Linked DNA regions of Homo sapiens: region 2 is linked to region 1. Evidence: chromatin contacts called from ENCODE Hi-C or POLR2A ChIA-PET data. All regions are on one chromosome and are shown on one strand. Each heading gives the region's core, a stretch centred on a gene start or an enhancer-like site at or near the end of the contact. The rest is flanking DNA. Distances are from core to core; before and after follow the strand shown.

Region 1 (4,307 bases), core at 1,379-3,878:
AGCACACAGGAGAGCAAAGCTATGGAGATTTCATCAGCCACACTCAGTACTAACCCCCTTGCCTGAGAGTCAAGACCTTTTATACTGTGGTCCAAATCAGCTTCTCCAAGCCCCTTCCCTACTGCTTTTCTTTCTGCACCTCTGGCCCTTGCCAAACACTCAGGCTTCCTGTCTGCCATTTCTTCCTGCAGTGTTCTGCCCAGAATGCCTGCCCTTCTGTTACTCCATGTGGAAATGCTCTACATTTTTAAACTTAATTTCCTTCATTAATCTTTCTCTAATCTGAGGAGGATATAACTCTGTCCTTTGAATACCCCTGTAGAACATCATGCCTCTCTTAGGGCCTTTCTCTGGCTCTGCATTGTCTTATGAAATTCTATCTTACACCTCCCTTTTTGGATTGAGCTCCTGAAGGCAAGGACTGTCTTACTCACATTATCTTCATCATGGTGCCTTGCACCTAGATGCTCAAGAAATATTTGTATGATTGAATTAAAGTTGAAAGTTGCAGTCAATCTTTTTGAAGATTATTCTGGCAACAGTGTGTATCAGAGAATAAAGAGCCTGAAATCAGAAAGTACAAATAGCAGAAGGTCTTGGGGGATGGTGCCCAGTAAGAACAGGAAAGATCAGAAGAGTCAGGAACTTACTGCATATGGGGGAGGAGGTAATAATGGTCTAAGGCGCGTGGATCCTCAAGGCTTAGAGAACTGAGAAGCCAGCAGGAAATAAAACTGTAGCACAGTTGGGTTATTGCCATTTTGGTGACAGTTTCATGTGTTTTTTTTTTTTTTTCCTGTGTGAGTGTGATTTTGCTCAACATGAGTTTGGTAACTGGGATCAGAAAGGTTTTGTTCCTTGGTACATTTTACAGAATGGTTGCTAAGCCAACAGAACTCAGAATTGAGTTCAAATCCCAGCTATCCCACTTATTCTCTGGGGGTTTGGGGTAAGTCTCTTAGATGCTGTAAAATTTAAGTTCCTCAGTAATGAAATGGGGGCACAAATAGAACCTCCCTCAGAGTCGTAGTGAAAGTCGAATAAGGCAGCAGTGATTGAGCTCTTATTATGCACTAGGCACTGTTCTAAGCACTTGAACTTACTTAACCTTCATAGCATCTCCATGAGGCAAGTGGTGGTGTTGCCATCACAATACGTGTGAAGAGAAAGGAGGCAGAGAGATTATGATGACTTGCCCAAAGAACACAGAGTTCACACTGAATTGGAACTGGAACTTGGGCAGTGTGGTTGCAGAGCACCCAGTCTTAGCTGCTGTGCTGTTTCTGACTCAGTATCTGTCACATAGTAAACATTCCATTAGAATCAGCTCCTGTTTCTCCTCCCAGGGAAGACACACAGTACATTTTGCCTGAGATAACTGTCTCACCAGATGTGTATACAGTCACGTGGTAGACTGGAAAGCACATTTGTGAGTGTTAGTTCTCATGGTCCTTTGAGTTTTCCCTTACCTTTAAAATGCAAAGATGCTGTTGAAAGTGAATAAACTGATACTGTGGAGAAAGCATGATATATCACAAAGAATGCCATTGTGGAAAAAGTTCACTTTGACTGCTTAATGAGGGGGAGGGGTCTCCTTTGGGGGATGATGAAAGCGTTTTGGAATTAGATCTGAGGGCTGCACGCATTGTAGATGTATTAACTGCCTCTGAATTGTAAACTTTAAAATGATTAATTTTATGTTATGTGAATTTTACCTCAATAACAATTTTTTTAAGTTAATTCGAGTTGGGTTTTACCTTTGGAAGTATAATTACAAAGCGGGCAATACTTCATGCTGTTAAAATTAAACTTGATTTATTAGACGGCTGACTGCTTCCGTTGTTATCCACAGCTGAAAAGGAGATGAAGATCCTGCTTGTAGCTGAGCAGTCTTTAGAAGTCTGCTGCATTCTTCCCAAATTCCATCACTCTAGTCAAGAGTAAGAGGATTTGATAATAGGGGACTGGTTTCCTCTCGGCTCTGTGATAACTGGGGACTGGTTCCAGGAGGGCAGGTACTTTGTATGTGAGTTTTCATGTACTTCACATTATGTCCATGTCACGTTCTTCAACTTGATCAGCCTTTGAATTTTGGCATGGACAACAAACTCCACATTGAATTCAGCTCTAGAAGCTGGGATTCAAATTTGACCCCAGAATGGACCCCAAGTGATAGCACAGCAGCCCTTCCCCCCTCCCACTTTCCTGATGGTAGAAACAGGATAATTAGCATAGGTTTTCAAGAGATGATCTCTGCTCAGTTGTTCTGTGCCTTCTCACTTGTCACTAAGGCTCTTAGCCCTGGCTTGAAGGCTTTTGCTAATATTTCTTGGGGAACAAAGTCTTTCTCTGGAATCCATTCAAGGTGGGTAGTTAATGGAATGGCTGTCCTTTAAGCACAGAGAGAGGGGTGGTGTCACCTATGCCTTACAGAGCAGAATAATAATAATAGAATTGGTCCTCGTTCGAGTGTTCCTTCTCAGATTTGTGCTCCCGTGTTCCTTGGGCACTCTCACTGGCTAATTCTCTGCAAACATCACAACTCAGGCATGGAACCTCTCATACTTCCTCCTGTGCCCCCACTGCAGGCCTTCAGTGCATGGTGGTGGTTTTGGTTTTGGTTTTTGTTTCCTCTCCTCTCCCGTTTTAGAAACACGGATGTCTTATATTCCCACAAAAGAATTTAGGAAATTAACCTGTTTACAAAAAGGTCCACACAGGTTTGACATTGCTTCCTCAAAGCACCTTGTTCACAGTTGCCCTTCTAGGTCAAGCTCACCTTCACCTTTTTTTTTTCCTACCTCCAGCTTCAAATGTCTCCAGGTGCCTGCATAGCTGAGCAGGAGAGGTTCCTTTTTTATGCAGACAAGACCAAAGAGGAAATTGTTCATTCTTTTTTTTTTTTTTTTGAGACAGAGCCTCACTCTGTTGCTCAGGCTGGAGTGTAGTGGCGTGATCTCAGCTCACTGCAACCTCTGCCTCCCGGGTTCAAGCTATTCTCCTGCCTCAGCCTCCCGAGTAGCTGGGACTACAGGCGTGTGCCACCACGCCCGGCTAATTTTTTATATTTTTAGTAGAGATGGGGTTTCACCATATTGGCGAGGCCGGTCTTGAACTCCTGACCTTGTGATCCACCCGCCTCGGCTTCCCAAAGTGCTCAGATTACAAGCATGAGCCACTGCACCCGACCCGGAAATTGCTCATTCTTTGGTATTATTATTTTTAGTTTCTTTGTACTTGATTTATTCTGTGGGCAGGAGAAGGGGAATATACAATATCTTATTACAGGAAATACTAGACACCTTATCTGAAAGTTTAGTAACAAACTTCCCTCATGGAATGCCTTTGGGCTGTTTGGCCCTTAAAATATGTTTTCTTTTTTATTTTATTTACATTTATTTACTCACTCAACCACTCAACAGACGTTTGAGTTTCTATGGGAAAGACATTTTAGATAGATGCTGAGGATATAAAAATGAGTAATACAGTTTCTCTCCCCTTAAAGTATTAATCACCTGCTAAGAAATGCAAACAAAAACCAAGTGTAACTGTGGTAAGTGCTTCATGGAGATATAATATATATATATACTAGTAGTGGATTTTATGGTTTACAGAGCAAGTTAACGTATTTTTTTCTTATTTCCTTGGGGTAACAGTCTTCTGAAGCAATTGGGTGACTCTGGCTGAGAGTTGGGACTCAGACCTTATGATTTGTCACTTTTTTGTTGCTCATTCCCCCTCTCCAGCACTGAGTGATGTGGGATTCCATGACTGATAAGTTTGTTCTCTGCAGTAGCTCCTTTCTTAAGTTAAATTACTGGAAAACGGAAATGTGTGTGAATTCCTTTTCCACTCCCGCTGTCCTTGGACAAATTATTTCATCTCTCTGTGCTTTAGTTTTCTCATCTATAAAATGGTGATAATATTATCTGCTTCCCAGGACAGTAGTGAGAATTAATTGAGTAGTTGATGGTCAGAATGATCTTGCCTGTATGTAGTTGTCGAACTTCAAATATTTTGAGAATCTGAAAAGCAAGAAATATTTCTCAAAATTGTTTAATTTGGAATTGTGGGCAGTATGTTTAGCATACTTCCAATCAAGATTTTGGTGAAGCTTTTTAATAATGGGGAAAGCTCTGTATAGTGTTGTGTGCAAGATGAATTGTGTCTGTTTACATTGGATTTCAGCTCTGTCCTACCTGTGCAGTTAGAGCCACCTGCATTAGAAATTGAAAGTTGGGATTATAGAATGTCAAGAAATGGCAGCTAATTTGGTTTTCCCAAAGTATAGGTCACCATCCTTCATC
Region 2 (4,406 bases), core at 1,638-4,137, 230 kb after region 1:
GGTGGTGCTCGCCTGTAATCCCAGCATTTAGGAAGGCTGAGGTGGGAGGATCACTTGAGCCCAGGAGTTCAAGGCTGCAGTGAGCTGTGATTGGGCCATTGTGCTCCAGCCTGAGCAACAGAGCTCAACCCTGTCTCAAAATAAATAAATAAATAATAAATTTTTAAAAGTAAAAAGTGAAAGATACAGCCCTGGACATTTGATCGTAACTTCAAGCGTATCAGTGTCTTCATCCAGCATTTGCCTGGATACACAGCCAAGCAAAGCTTTTTCTTCACACCTGGGTCTGCTCACCTGGAGGGGAGTGCTTTCAGCATAGATCCTTAATGCTGCGTCGTCTGTAGGGTCCGCAATGATTCTACACTAGATCTTCGACAGGCCTTTTCTTGTTATCTGGCTCCTGCAGACCTCCCGACACCCGCCTCTTGCTACCCCTACTCCAGAGACATTGACTTTCCCTCCAGAAACATGCCAGGCTCATTTCATTTCCGCCTCAGGCCCTTTGCACAAGCTGTTGCCCCTGCCTAGAAGGCTCTATCTTACATCTTTATGTGGCTGGATTCTTCTGTCATTCGGATCATACTTTGAGCGACGGAGAGATACCTCTGCCTTTCGTCTAAAGTAACTGTACCCTGCAAGATCTAGCTATTTGCCAGTCTGCCTTTCATCTCTAGAATGTAGTGGAGCAGGAACTGAAAGGGTCTTGTTTGCTGCTCCGGCATCCAGAGCAGAGCATGTATTGGGTGCTCAATAAATATCAGCAAATGATGAACAAATGTTGAGAGGAGAGAGGGATAAAGATGTTTGAGAATGGCTCATCGCATGTGATACGCCATGTGATCTGCCTATATTTGTCATCAAAGCCTTTGAGTCAGAGTTGTGCTTCTTTTAGGTGTATCACTGTGCAAAAATCAAGTTTTATCCAAGTTACATTTTATTTAGAATTTTTGTAATCTAGAAAGCTACTGATCTCCATAGATGTTGGAGTGCAAACAGTTTCTCCAAATTCTTATGATCTGCACTTGAGATTAATTAGGATTCTTTTGTTTACCTGCTGGGAAGCCCAAGATTATATGAATTTCTTTTAAAATTTTAAAATTATTTTTTACAGAGACTGGGTCTCCCTATGTGGTCCAGGCTGGTCTCAAACTCCTGGGCTCAAGCGATCCCCCTGCCTCAGCCTCCCAAAGTGCTGGGATTACAGGTGTGTGCCACCGTGCCTGGCCTTATGTAAATTCTAAAAACCTAAATATCCTTCTTTACAGATTCCTAAGCCATTGATCCCCAGCTGTCCCACCTCTCTAGGGTTTCTCCTGCAGCTTTCTTGCCCTCTTCACCTTCCATGTCCAGGAGCCTCAAGTTTGCCACCATTACAGGAGTCTTTAAAAACGTAGATATCGGCCGCAGTGGCTCACACCGGTAATCCCAGCACTTTGGGAAGCCGAGGCGGGTGGATCACCCGAGGTCAAGAGTTTGAGACCAGCCTGGGCCGGGTGTGGTGGTTCACACCTGTAATCCCAGCACTTTGGGAGGCCGTGGTGGATGGATCATGAGGTCAGGAGATCGAGACCATCCTGGCTAACACAGTGAAACTCCGTCTCTACTAAATATACAAAAAAAATTAGCAGGGCATGGTGGCAGTTGCCTGTAGTCCCAGCTACTCGGGAGGCTGAGGCAGGAGAATGGCGTGAACCTGGGAGGCGGAGCTTGCAGTGAGCCAAGATCACACCACTGCACTCCAGCCTGGGCAACAGAGCAAGACTCTGTCTCAAAAAAAAAAAAAGAGTTTGAGACCAGCCTGGCCAACATGGTGAAACCCTGTCTCTACTAAAAATACAAAAATTAGCTGGGCGTGGTGTTGGTCACCTGTAATCCCAGCTACTCGGGAGGCTGAGGCAGGAGAATCACGTGAACCTGGGAGGCAGAGGTTGCAGTGAACCATTGCACTCCAGCCTGGGCTACAGAGCAAGACTCCAACTCAAAAAAACAGCTCAATTCTGGACAGCCCCATGCCCATGCCCACCTGCACGACAGAGCACTCTCAATGGCCAGGCACTATCCTGGGGCCTTCACCTGCCCTTGCCATGTTGTCACAATTCTACAGGTGAGCATGTGGAGGCTGACTTCAGCACAGTGTCTGTCACTGGTAGACTGTGGGGCAGGGATTTGGGATTAAGCTTCTTGAGTCCCAACCGGATGCCCCTTGACCATCACTTTATGCTGCCATTACCGGGGAGGTTCAAGCGAGGACAGTGCTGAGTGTCCGAGAGTGTCCAAGCTCCTGACCCGCTCCTGCAGTGGGAAGCCCTGGTTGGGCCCCAGTGTCTCCTGACAGCTACCCTCTGGGCCTCCTGGCCTGCCTGGATCCCGCTTCTTAGAACAAAGGTGAGACTGGCCACCTGCTTGTTTGTACTCGGGACAAACTGTGTACACGGCCTGGTCCATAAAACCCCCTGAGCTCCCTGCTGTTTACCTGTCCTGTCTCCCCAGGAGGCTAATGGGAGGCGAGCTGGTCTCTGTCCTGGAGCTGCCCCTGCCCTGGCCATGCCCTGGCCGCATTTCTGGATCAATGGCCACTGACCAGAGGCCTGACTGTGCCACTGACCTACACGTTGGTGCCACTTCCCTGAGGGGCTCATATGTGGACGTTTCATGGAAGGGATAGCCCCTCCACTTTTTTGATGAAGTTGAATTTAAACAGGATGAAACTTTGGCCCTTGTCACTTTTTTTTTTTTTTTTAATGTTTTTAATTAAATTGCCTGGGTCACTGACACCCTGGAGAGACTAGGAAATGCAGCGTTGCAGTTTGTTAATGATACACCATCTGTTTGTTCGCACTGTGTGGTCACGTGATCTTTGCTCTGCAGAACATCCTGTCTCACTGGCCTAAACCAGTTTACGGCTGAAATGCTTAGGATGAATGCCAGAAAATCTCTCTCTTTTTCTTTGTCTCTCTCTCTCTTCCCTCTCCTTTTTCCCTCCCTCTCCCTTTCTTTCCCTTACCCATTTTAAGATCGGCTATTAACCCCAAACTTGTTGGCAGAATTTGTATTAACTATTTATGACACTTCATCACCCGGTTCCATTGCAGTATTGTAGCCTGACTTCTGAGCCAGTAAGGTGGCCATAGCTCAGACAAATGGGGGAAATTTCAGGGTCGGGGTGGGGAAAGCCCATGACAGCTGGCCTTTGAGGGCAGCATCACCCAGCCACAGCTCAAGGGGAAGCGTGGACCCCCCAGGGCAGTGGAGGGTGAAACCAGGGAGCCCCTTCTGACCCATCACCAATGGTCTCATTGTGACTCATTTTCTTTACCCCTACAATTCATGATCATTGACTCATCTCACATGATAATTAGATTAAATCCATGAAGAGTGCTGCATCCTAGGTATTTTGTTGTTGCTGTTGTTGCGGCCCAGGCTGGAGTGCAGTGGCGCGATCTTGGCTAGCTGCAAACTTCACCTCCCAGGTTCAAGTGATGCTCCTGCCCTAGCCTCCTGAGTAGCTAGTATTACAGACACCTGCTACCATGTCCAGCTAATTTTTGTATTTTTAGTAGAGGTGGGGTTTTACCATGTTGGCCAGGCTGGTGTCAAACTCTTGACCTCAAGTGATCCCCCTGCCTCGGCCTCCCAAAGTGCTGGGATTACAGGCATGAGCCACCATGCCCGGCCCATCCTAGGTTTTTCTTGTTTTTTATTTTTTTGAGACGGAGTTTTACTCTTATTGGCCGGGCTGGAGTGCAGTGGTGTGATCTTGGCTCACTGCAACCTCTGCCTCCCAGGTTCAAGTGATTCTCCCCACTCAGCCTCCCAAATAGCTGGGATTACAGGCATGTGCCACCACACCCGGCTCATTTTTGTTTTTGTTTTTGTTTGAGATGGAGTCTCACTCTGTTGCCCAGGGTGGAGTACAGTGGGGCCATCTCGGCTCACTGCAACCTCCGCCTCCCAGATTGAAGCAATTCTCCTGCCTCAGCCTCCCAAGTAGCTGGGATTACAGGCGTGCACCACCATATCCAGCTAATTTTTAGTAGAGACGGGGTTTCACCATGTTGGTCAGGCTGGTCTCAAACTCCTGAGCTCTTGATCCGCCCGCCTTGGCCTCCCAAAGTGCTGGGATTACAGGCGTGAGCCACTGTGCCCGGTATAATTTTTGTATTTTTAGTAGAGACAGGGTTTCTCCACGTTGGTCAGGCTGGTCTTGAGCTCCTGACCTCGTGATCTGCCTGCCTCGGCCTCCCAAAATGCTGGGATTACAGGCATGAGCCACTGCGCCCAGCCCATCCTAGGTATTTTTAAGAGCTGTAAGTTTTATTCGTTTTCAAGAAAACTGGGCCTCAAAAGGAAAAATAACAGAGGCCCAGATGCTGACCCTCTGGTGGAAAATGCCATGGCTCGTTGAA

The links. Hi-C counts contacts between places; a loop is a spot of excess contacts on that map. ChIA-PET counts read pairs that join two places held with the same protein, here RNA polymerase II (POLR2A). Pooled maps may share reads with other maps.
Region 2: a loop to region 1 is called in a pooled map, with 3 times the contacts of the local background. The contact joins two enhancer-like sites. A Hi-C loop is called at or near these places in 3 of 50 pooled maps. POLR2A ChIA-PET finds 5 or more read pairs at or near these places in 2 of 52 experiments (CD8-positive, alpha-beta memory T cell and activated CD8-positive, alpha-beta memory T cell).

What each region holds. Positions count from the first base shown.
Region 1 is chr1:8,394,077-8,398,383 of GRCh38, reverse strand. The region is part of intron 12 of RERE (arginine-glutamic acid dipeptide repeats); the gene reads left to right. Among named protein-coding and RNA genes, the nearest start is that of RERE-AS1, 28 kb to the left of the region's middle. RefSeq lists an enhancer at 2,456-2,655. Within about 2 kb of position 2,628, at least 17 of the 41 ENCODE cell types and tissues checked have a DNase peak (open chromatin) inside an H3K27ac peak, as active enhancers do.
Region 2 is chr1:8,168,377-8,172,782 of GRCh38, reverse strand. No RefSeq gene overlaps it. Among named protein-coding and RNA genes, the nearest start is that of LINC01714, 38 kb to the left of the region's middle. Within about 2 kb of position 2,887, at least 26 of the 41 ENCODE cell types and tissues checked have a DNase peak (open chromatin) inside an H3K27ac peak, as active enhancers do.